Regions from separate parts of the Homo sapiens genome. Here regions 1 and 3 are each linked to region 2. A link is a loop called in an ENCODE intact Hi-C map of the cell type or tissue named here. Cell type or tissue: chondrocyte. All regions are shown on one strand. Region 1 overlaps RBFOX1 (RNA binding fox-1 homolog 1). Region 2 has its middle 2.6 kb from the start of RBFOX1. Region 3 has its middle 64 kb from the start of RBFOX1.

Region 1 (2,500 bases), 630 kb before region 2:
TTTCTGATAGTTTGGATGCATGCTTACATTGCCTATTGTTGTGAAAATAACAACGGCTTCTAATTTAAGACAAGTCACTGAATATGAGTTTAGATGCTAAGACTAAGAGCATACTGGTGATTTTATGCAACCTACACTATTATTATTGAGATGGAGTCTCGCTCTGTTGCCCAGGTTGGAGTGCAGTAGGGTGATCTTGGCTCACTGCAAACTCTGCCTCCCGGGTTCAAACGATTCTCCTGCCTCAGCCTACCTAGTAGCTGGGATTACAGGTGCATGCTACCACGTCTGGCTATTTTTTTTATTTTTAGTACAGATGGGGTTTCCCCATGTTGGCCAGGCTGGTCTCAAACTCCTGACCTCAGGTGATCCACCTACCTTGGCCTCCGAAAGTGCTGGGATTACAGGCATGACCCAGCGTGCTCAGCCTTATATGATTTTTTAACCTTCACAAAGACTCAGATTTTGAGAATAAGTTCAAGCCTTAGGGACCCTTTTGCCCAGTGTTTCCATTTTACAGGTGAAAAAACTGAGTTTTAGAGTGTAGGGAATTGGCTTCCTACCACTCCGATGATTAAAAGCATAAGGGAGATTGAAATCCATCTGGTCTACGAGCTATGTATTTTATACTCTCCCTTACACAATATACTGTGCTTGAATTTGAATATTTAAACCAATGTTCTAAAGTTAATTGCTTTATTAAAGATAACGAGGGTGTTCTGGCTTTCAAAACTTGAGTAACTCTGATGTTGGTAAAAATTTCAAATCATGCTTGCCTTTCAGCAGAATTCTTCAGAGTCTGTGTTCACTTAATCCTCCAACCGCAAAAACAAAACAAAACAAAACAAAACTAACAAACAAACAAAAACCAAGATTCAAATCAGTTTACTTGAATACATGAAGAATAGTATAAAATGTTTGCAGTGATAGATTTTATTCACTTCCTTTTCCATTCACAAATTAGCTCAGCACCTGCAATATCACAAATGGCCAGCAGATGGGAGCAAATAACTTTGCAAAAAATACCGAAAGCACCAAGTCCTATGCAAGAGTATCCAATTCATCAGGTCCGTAAACTTTTTAAATTTCTCAATCTTTCTGTGCCTTCAAAATTTAAGTCTCAAATGACTGCATGTTTTAATTACTAAGCCCTAATTACTTACTAGGAATGTGATCATTTGAGGAGACATTTCATTAATATGTGTTTAAGAAGGTTCAGCGTGGCAGAGATGCTTCAGGGCAAAGAATATTCCGAAAAGTCTATGGTTTCAACCTAAATATGAAGATGACTCACGATGTAAGAGCTATTTCACCTGAAATCATACAAACAGCAAACAACGCATGTAAACTAAGTAAAATCTCAACACAAATCACTTCAACCAAGGGAGTAAAGTTTACCTTAGTTGGGTAGGTTGCAGGGCAGAGCTGCTGACTTTATAAACATTTGGAGGAATCTTCAGGGGGCCTAAGGGGATATTTTCTCTGACAGTAAATATCTTCTTAGGCAGGAAAAAGCTGTAAAGCCAGAACAACTACAAAACGATCCCCAACCAAACTATTATGCAAATAAAGACAGCAGGCTTTTCATCTTGACTTCTTTCTTTGAGTCCCCTACCTTTCTTTGGCATCCCTACCTCCTGTGAGTTATTTTGTTTTCTTCACCTTACTTTTTTTTTGGAGTGTGGTTATGAGAGGACAAGAGGCTTCCATATCTCAAAATCTAGCCATGCAGACAAGCAGAGCTGGCGTGGGGTAAAAGGCCGGGTAACTCGAGGGTTGCTGGCTCAGCACAATTAAACATAGTACCGAGAACGGCATCCCTGTTTCAGGTAGGAGTCTCCTGTCACCAGGTGAGCTCAAACCAAAGGTCTGTTTGCAAATAAGAGCTATGCATTGGCATCACAGCGGGAGTTTAATGAGAGCGCTTTTAATTAACTGTAAAAGTAATTACCCACATTAGATGTAAATCGCACTTGTTTTCACATGAGGTGAATAATTTTCGCTCAGCTTTTAAGAAGAATACTTCTCGAGATGTCAGCTGCAAACTCTCAGCAAGTTTGTGTGCTGAAAAATACAGCACCGAAGAGAAAGTACGAGCCTGGGAAGCCTGGGTTTGTCGCCTGCCTTCTGTCAGTCACCTGGCTTGGCGTCTCTTTTCATTTCTCTCAGACCCCAGCACCTAAAACATACCCTCTCCGTAGCTGCACCCTCAGACAGCATGCAAACTGTTTCAAGTATTTTCTTGTTCTAATTTGGTGGTCAGCCTCCTGGATAATCCCTGGTGCTTTCATTGACGGGTTCCTGTGAATAATTAACGCAGTCAAAAGAATGGAAAAAAGAGAAGAGGCTGGAAGAAGCCCTAACTGGGTCAGTGGTGTGTGTGTTCCCCAGGTGAGCTAAAGTGGGTAATCTCCAAAGAAGGAAACACGTTAGCGAGGAGGGAGCAAGTCCCAGAGCAACAAGGCCAGGCCTGAAAGGCTCAGGGCAGAACCTATTTTTT
Region 2 (2,500 bases):
TTTTAAAGCACGCAATATTTAATCATCATTTGAAAAAGTAAGTTTGCAAAATCCAGAAAGATATCTTTATCATTGGTCCCAGCGATTTTGCAATTTGGGTTGATTTTTACCATATGTTTCCTTAGGATTCTCTTTGATAATAATATATTTGTATGTAAGCAATTTTTTTTTCTTTATACTAGTCTCATCCTTCAGTGATAGCAAAATGAAACCATAAATCTGGGTTGGTAACATCATAATCATTTCCCCCAGAAACTGTTCACAATGGGAAAACCGCCGAATTTAAATGTAATTGTCTAGCCATGCAGGGAGATGAGATGGGTTGTAAAAGAGGTATTCTCAATTTAAAAGCAAATTATCAATAATGATAGAAGAAATAAATGGCAGTTAACGGGAAATTCTGTTGGAATATACTGTTTTGTGCAAATTCACCAACAGGAATTGTTTGTCTATTCTCCTTCATTTTTTATTCCAGAAAGGAACAAATGAATGCAATCATTCAAGGCAGTAACATCAGCTGTTGTTACATTAAAATGGGTAATTGCTGGGCCCTTTGATTATTTTTAATACATATATATATTTACCATTGGAAATAAAACATATTCATCTATCTGAAAATCAAGTTCAGCTTGAGTCTGCTCTGATTTATTTATTGTAGAGTAGAAATAGGCTTAGATAGATTAGTGATGAGTGTCAGGCATGACTCACTGGTACCTGTATTGCTACATGGCTTAAGAATATGAGTGTGAGAGGCATCCATTACAATTTAAAACAAAATTAGAGTAAAGATCAATATGGCATGCCATTATGCTATTCATTTGGAAAGTATTAGTTTCTTTCTCACAATGACCTTTCGCATTCCAAGTAGAGTTTTTCCTGTCATTTCTCCATGTTGAGCCACTGGAAGATAAATGAGAGGTGCTGAAGTTGACAGCTCCCAGGACAACCTAGGGCCAAGAATCGCCCTGCTATGGTTAGAAAGAACCTGGAGACTTTGGCTCCTCCTACTGGACATGAAAAATACTTTCCAATTTGTGATCTAAGCAAATGTCAAAAATGGTACCTTTCATAAAGCTGGTTTAAAAAGAACAAGGACTTTGTAGCCTTGTGCTTGGCTGAGAGCTCTCTAAAGTGTAAATTTCATCATCTTACTTTAAAACTTAGGATCTTCCTATAGCTCTTCATTATTCCCCAGGATAAGGTCTAAAGTTGTCCATGTGGTTTACCAGCTCCTGGCTCTTTTTAAGTTCACTCTGTGACCCAGGAGGGCTTTTCTCTTGTTGTATCCAATCTTTTGTATATGTTGTTCCTCCAACCAGGAATACCCTTACATACTCTCTTTTCCTGGATAGCTTCTGTTTAGTTTTTAGATCTCCATTTCAATATCACTTTCTCCCTGCCAATCCCTCAACTCCCTACCCAGCCCCCCATAGGCACAGATAAGGTGTTCTTGCGAACTCCTCTAACACCTCCATTTACCTTTACCCTGTCATTTGTCTCAGCTTACTGTAAATGTTGTTCTCTTCTATTAAACTAAAAGGTCTTTACATCAAAGATTTGTTCCCTGATGCACAGCACCAGCCACATAATAAGCTCAATAAATGATAGGTGAACCTTCCTTCTTTCCTGCAGTAGATTGCTGTCTAAATGGGCTAACCACTTTGGAATGAAATGAGAAGTCAACCTGCTCATCCATTTATGTAGTCCTTTGTTCTTTCAGTCATCAAACATGCATCCTTCTTGAGGCTAGTCCCCCATGTAAACCATTTAGTATATAAACTAGACTCAATTTCTGCACTCGAGAAGCGTACAGTCCAATAGCATATGCAGACACATAAATGAGTGATTGCAACTGTCTTGAAACATTTGGCCAATACGGAGCAGGAGCCTATAGCCAGATATGGCAGAAGGGCAGAAGGTCAGGCAAAGCATTCTAGAGAAGATCGTGTCTAAATAGAGAAGATAAATAGGAATTCCACAGAGAGTTGGGTGATGGATATTCCCGAAGGAGAATACAGCTTATGAAAGTGCCTGAAGCAAAACAGCATAGCTCCTTCTAGGAACAGCAAATCTGTTCAATATAAATAGAGTCCTGTTGAAGTTAAGGGGCTGGACAATGGTGAAAGAGCCAAGAGAGTAGAAGCTGGAACTAAAGATATGGGCTAGGGAAGGCCCAAGGCAGGCTCTGAAATGATTTGTAAGGCGTATTTGCTTTACCACAGGCAGTGGAGAGTGACTGGTTAGCTTTTCAAGATGCACCATTACCATAATGATTTCCACTGCCAGTGCTCTGGGCTTCACTCTGCCTTCACTGATGTTTCAATGACCATTTTCTCCATTATTATCTTATATTTGTTTAATAACTTTTCCAGAAGGTCAGTGTAAACATCCAGTGAATTCCAGGGATTTGTAGATTACTCCAGAGTACTCTAGGATTTTTAAGAGATTATCAGTGATATATTAAACAGAATAGGAAAAGGATGAAAAAAGCAAGCTAAAA
Region 3 (2,500 bases), 61 kb after region 2:
ATGTAAAATTCAAATTTTACTGGGCTTAATACATATTTAGTTTGTTTGTTTGTTCATTTTGAAACAGTTTCACTCCATCGCCCAGGATGCAGTGCAGTGGAGTAATCTCGGCTCATTGCAAACTCCACCTCCTGGGTTCAAGCAATCCTCGTGCCTCACCCTCTGGAGCAGCTGAGGGTACAGGTGCGCGCCACCACACCTGGCTAATTTTGGTATTACTTGTAGAGATGGGGTTTCACCATGTTGGCCAGGCTGGTCTTGAACTCCTGCTCTTGTGATCTTGGCCTCAAGTGATCCTCCTGCCTCAGGCTCCCAAAGTACTGGGATTACAGGCACGAGCCACCATGCATGGCCAATGTATTTTTATTTGTTAGATGTGCACCCCTACAAATATCCTCACCAACATTTGGTATTATCACATTTTTAAGTGTTTGCTATTTGAGCATTGGACCCGTTATCTTCCTGAATCAACCTGCATTCCGCTGGTAACTACATTAACATGTCATATATATTAGTTTTCCGGGAGTGACTTTGCTCATTTTTCTACTGGTCACTGCCTTTTTCTTATTGACTGATACTAATATTTCCATTTTGTGTATTAGAAATATCTGTAAGCTTAATTTATATCTTTTATCCAGAAGAATTTTAAAATCTCAATGTGGTGAAGTCTATCAGTTTTTCCCTCTATGATAATAACAACAGTGCTCATCACAAAAAGTCAAAAACTGCTACCAAAGAGGTGACTTATACATTTATTTCAACAATATTTACCATATTGTAGGTGTTCAATAAACCTTTGCTACTGTTACTTCTATGATGATTATTTATTTGCAGAAGGTTATGTCCTATGTCTTGCCTGGTTTCCATAACAGAAATGTCCAAAAGGGTATAGTTAGTTCTCAGGCACTGAGGAAAGACTTTTATTTTATTTTATTTTATTTTATTTTATTTTATTTTATTTTATTTTATTTTATTTTTATTTATTTTATTTTATTTTATTTTATTTTATTTTATTTTATTTTATTTTATTTTATTTTATTTTATTTTATTGGGAGACAGAGTCTCACTCTTGTCACCCAGGCTGAAGTGCAATGGCATAATCTTGGCTCACTACAGCCTCAGCTTCCTGGTTCAAGCAATTCCTGTGCCTCAGCCTCCTGAGAAGCTGGGACTACAGGTGCGCCTGGCTTTTTTTTTTTTTTTTTTTTTTTTTTTAGTAGAGATGGAGTTTCACCCTGTTGCCCAGGCTGGTCTTGAACTCCTGACCTCAAGTGATCCACCCGCTTCGGCCTCCGCAAGTGCTGGGATTACAAGGATGAGCTGCCACGTCCAGCTAGAAAGACTGACTTTCTTAGGCTGCTGCCTCATCAAGTATTTGCTCCTCCTTCAAGAGGAACCCAGGAACTGAATGGTGCTGTTCACTTAGAAACAGTGAGACCCTTGCCTAAATTTCAAGTTACTCAGTCCACCTGTCCACCCTGGGAATGCTCTCCTCCTCCATAACATCCTAGAAATATTGGCTAAGAGGTAAAGAGGCTGCAGGAAGGGGAGGAAGGAAGCATTTTAAATGTAGCCTCTGCAATTTGGCCAAGTGCCGGGTGGCAGAGATGAAATAATAGCTCACGGCGCACACGATCAGATGCTTGCCGAGAGTTAAGGGGTGATTACTGACTGCTCTGCCAACTTATGAGTCCTCATTACAGTTTCCAGAGCTGAAAAACTCTGCTTAGCACCACAAAACAATGCCCTTTCTGGCCTGCCCCCTTTGAAGGTCATAAACCACTTTAATTAAGAACACTTTTAATAATGGAAGACTCAAGATGCCACGCAAGGGCACCACGAGCATCTCTGAAATTAGGATGAAAAATCTCCCTGTTTTGTACCTTCACCGAGATCATTTTCTGCTGGGTTTAATGCTTCGTTCTCAGCAGTGTCCAGCGGTGGTGGCGAAAGAAGAGACCCGGCACCACCTGCTCCACCGTTATTGTTCCCAACCCCCACCCGGCCTGAGTTAGACAGGAGGATGCTCACCTGAGGGCCTGTCCATCTCTCCAGAGGTGGGTGGGTGGGGGTCTGTCACAAGGCCAGGAAGCCCCTCCATCCATGAGACCACGGCCAGCCTGAATATGTGATGAAGCATTCTTCAAACTGAGATGTTCCACAAACACTGAGGCAAACACAAGGGAAGAGGTTCTCAACCTCAGCACCACTGACGTTTGGACTGCGTCATTCTCGATGGCAGGGGGCTGTCCTGTGCACTGTAGCATAGTGTGCAGTGCCCCATCCTCTACCCACTAGATGCTGATGGCACTCGCCACCCAGTGGTGACAAGCCAAGGTGTCTCCAGACATTTCCAAATGTCCCCTGGGGGTATGGGTACCACGGTTGGCAACAGAAACACAGGTGGCCCAGTTAAATTTGAATTTCAGATAAACAACAACTCATTTTTAGTGTAAGTATACAGCAATCCCACTACTGGGTATCTAGAAGTCATTATACA

What was found. Peaks named below come from ENCODE experiments on the same cell type or tissue, not always from the same donor. Only the 100,000 strongest peaks of a DNase experiment are listed, where the experiment ranks them.
Region 1: it touches region 2 in a loop (6-fold over the local background); 6 of 110 quality-filtered maps call a loop at or near these places.
Region 3: a loop joins it to region 2, with 3 times the contacts of the local background. A loop is called at or near these places in 2 of 110 quality-filtered maps.

What each region holds. Positions count from the first base shown.
Region 1 is chr16:6,641,773-6,644,272 of GRCh38, reverse strand. All of the region lies in intron 2 of RBFOX1 (RNA binding fox-1 homolog 1), which reads right to left. Among named protein-coding and RNA genes, the nearest start is that of RBFOX1, 620 kb to the right of the region's middle. In chondrocyte, CTCF peaks have their summits at 779 and 990 (motif pointing right); no DNase peak of the experiment used is centred here.
Region 2 is chr16:6,015,190-6,017,689 of GRCh38, reverse strand. It overlaps a transcript of RBFOX1 not described here. Among named protein-coding and RNA genes, the nearest start is that of RBFOX1, 2.6 kb to the left of the region's middle. In chondrocyte, a CTCF peak has its summit at 1,024 (motif pointing left); no DNase peak of the experiment used is centred here.
Region 3 is chr16:5,953,834-5,956,333 of GRCh38, reverse strand. It overlaps a transcript of RBFOX1 not described here. Among named protein-coding and RNA genes, the nearest start is that of RBFOX1, 64 kb to the left of the region's middle. In chondrocyte, no CTCF peak of the experiment used is centred here; no DNase peak of the experiment used is centred here.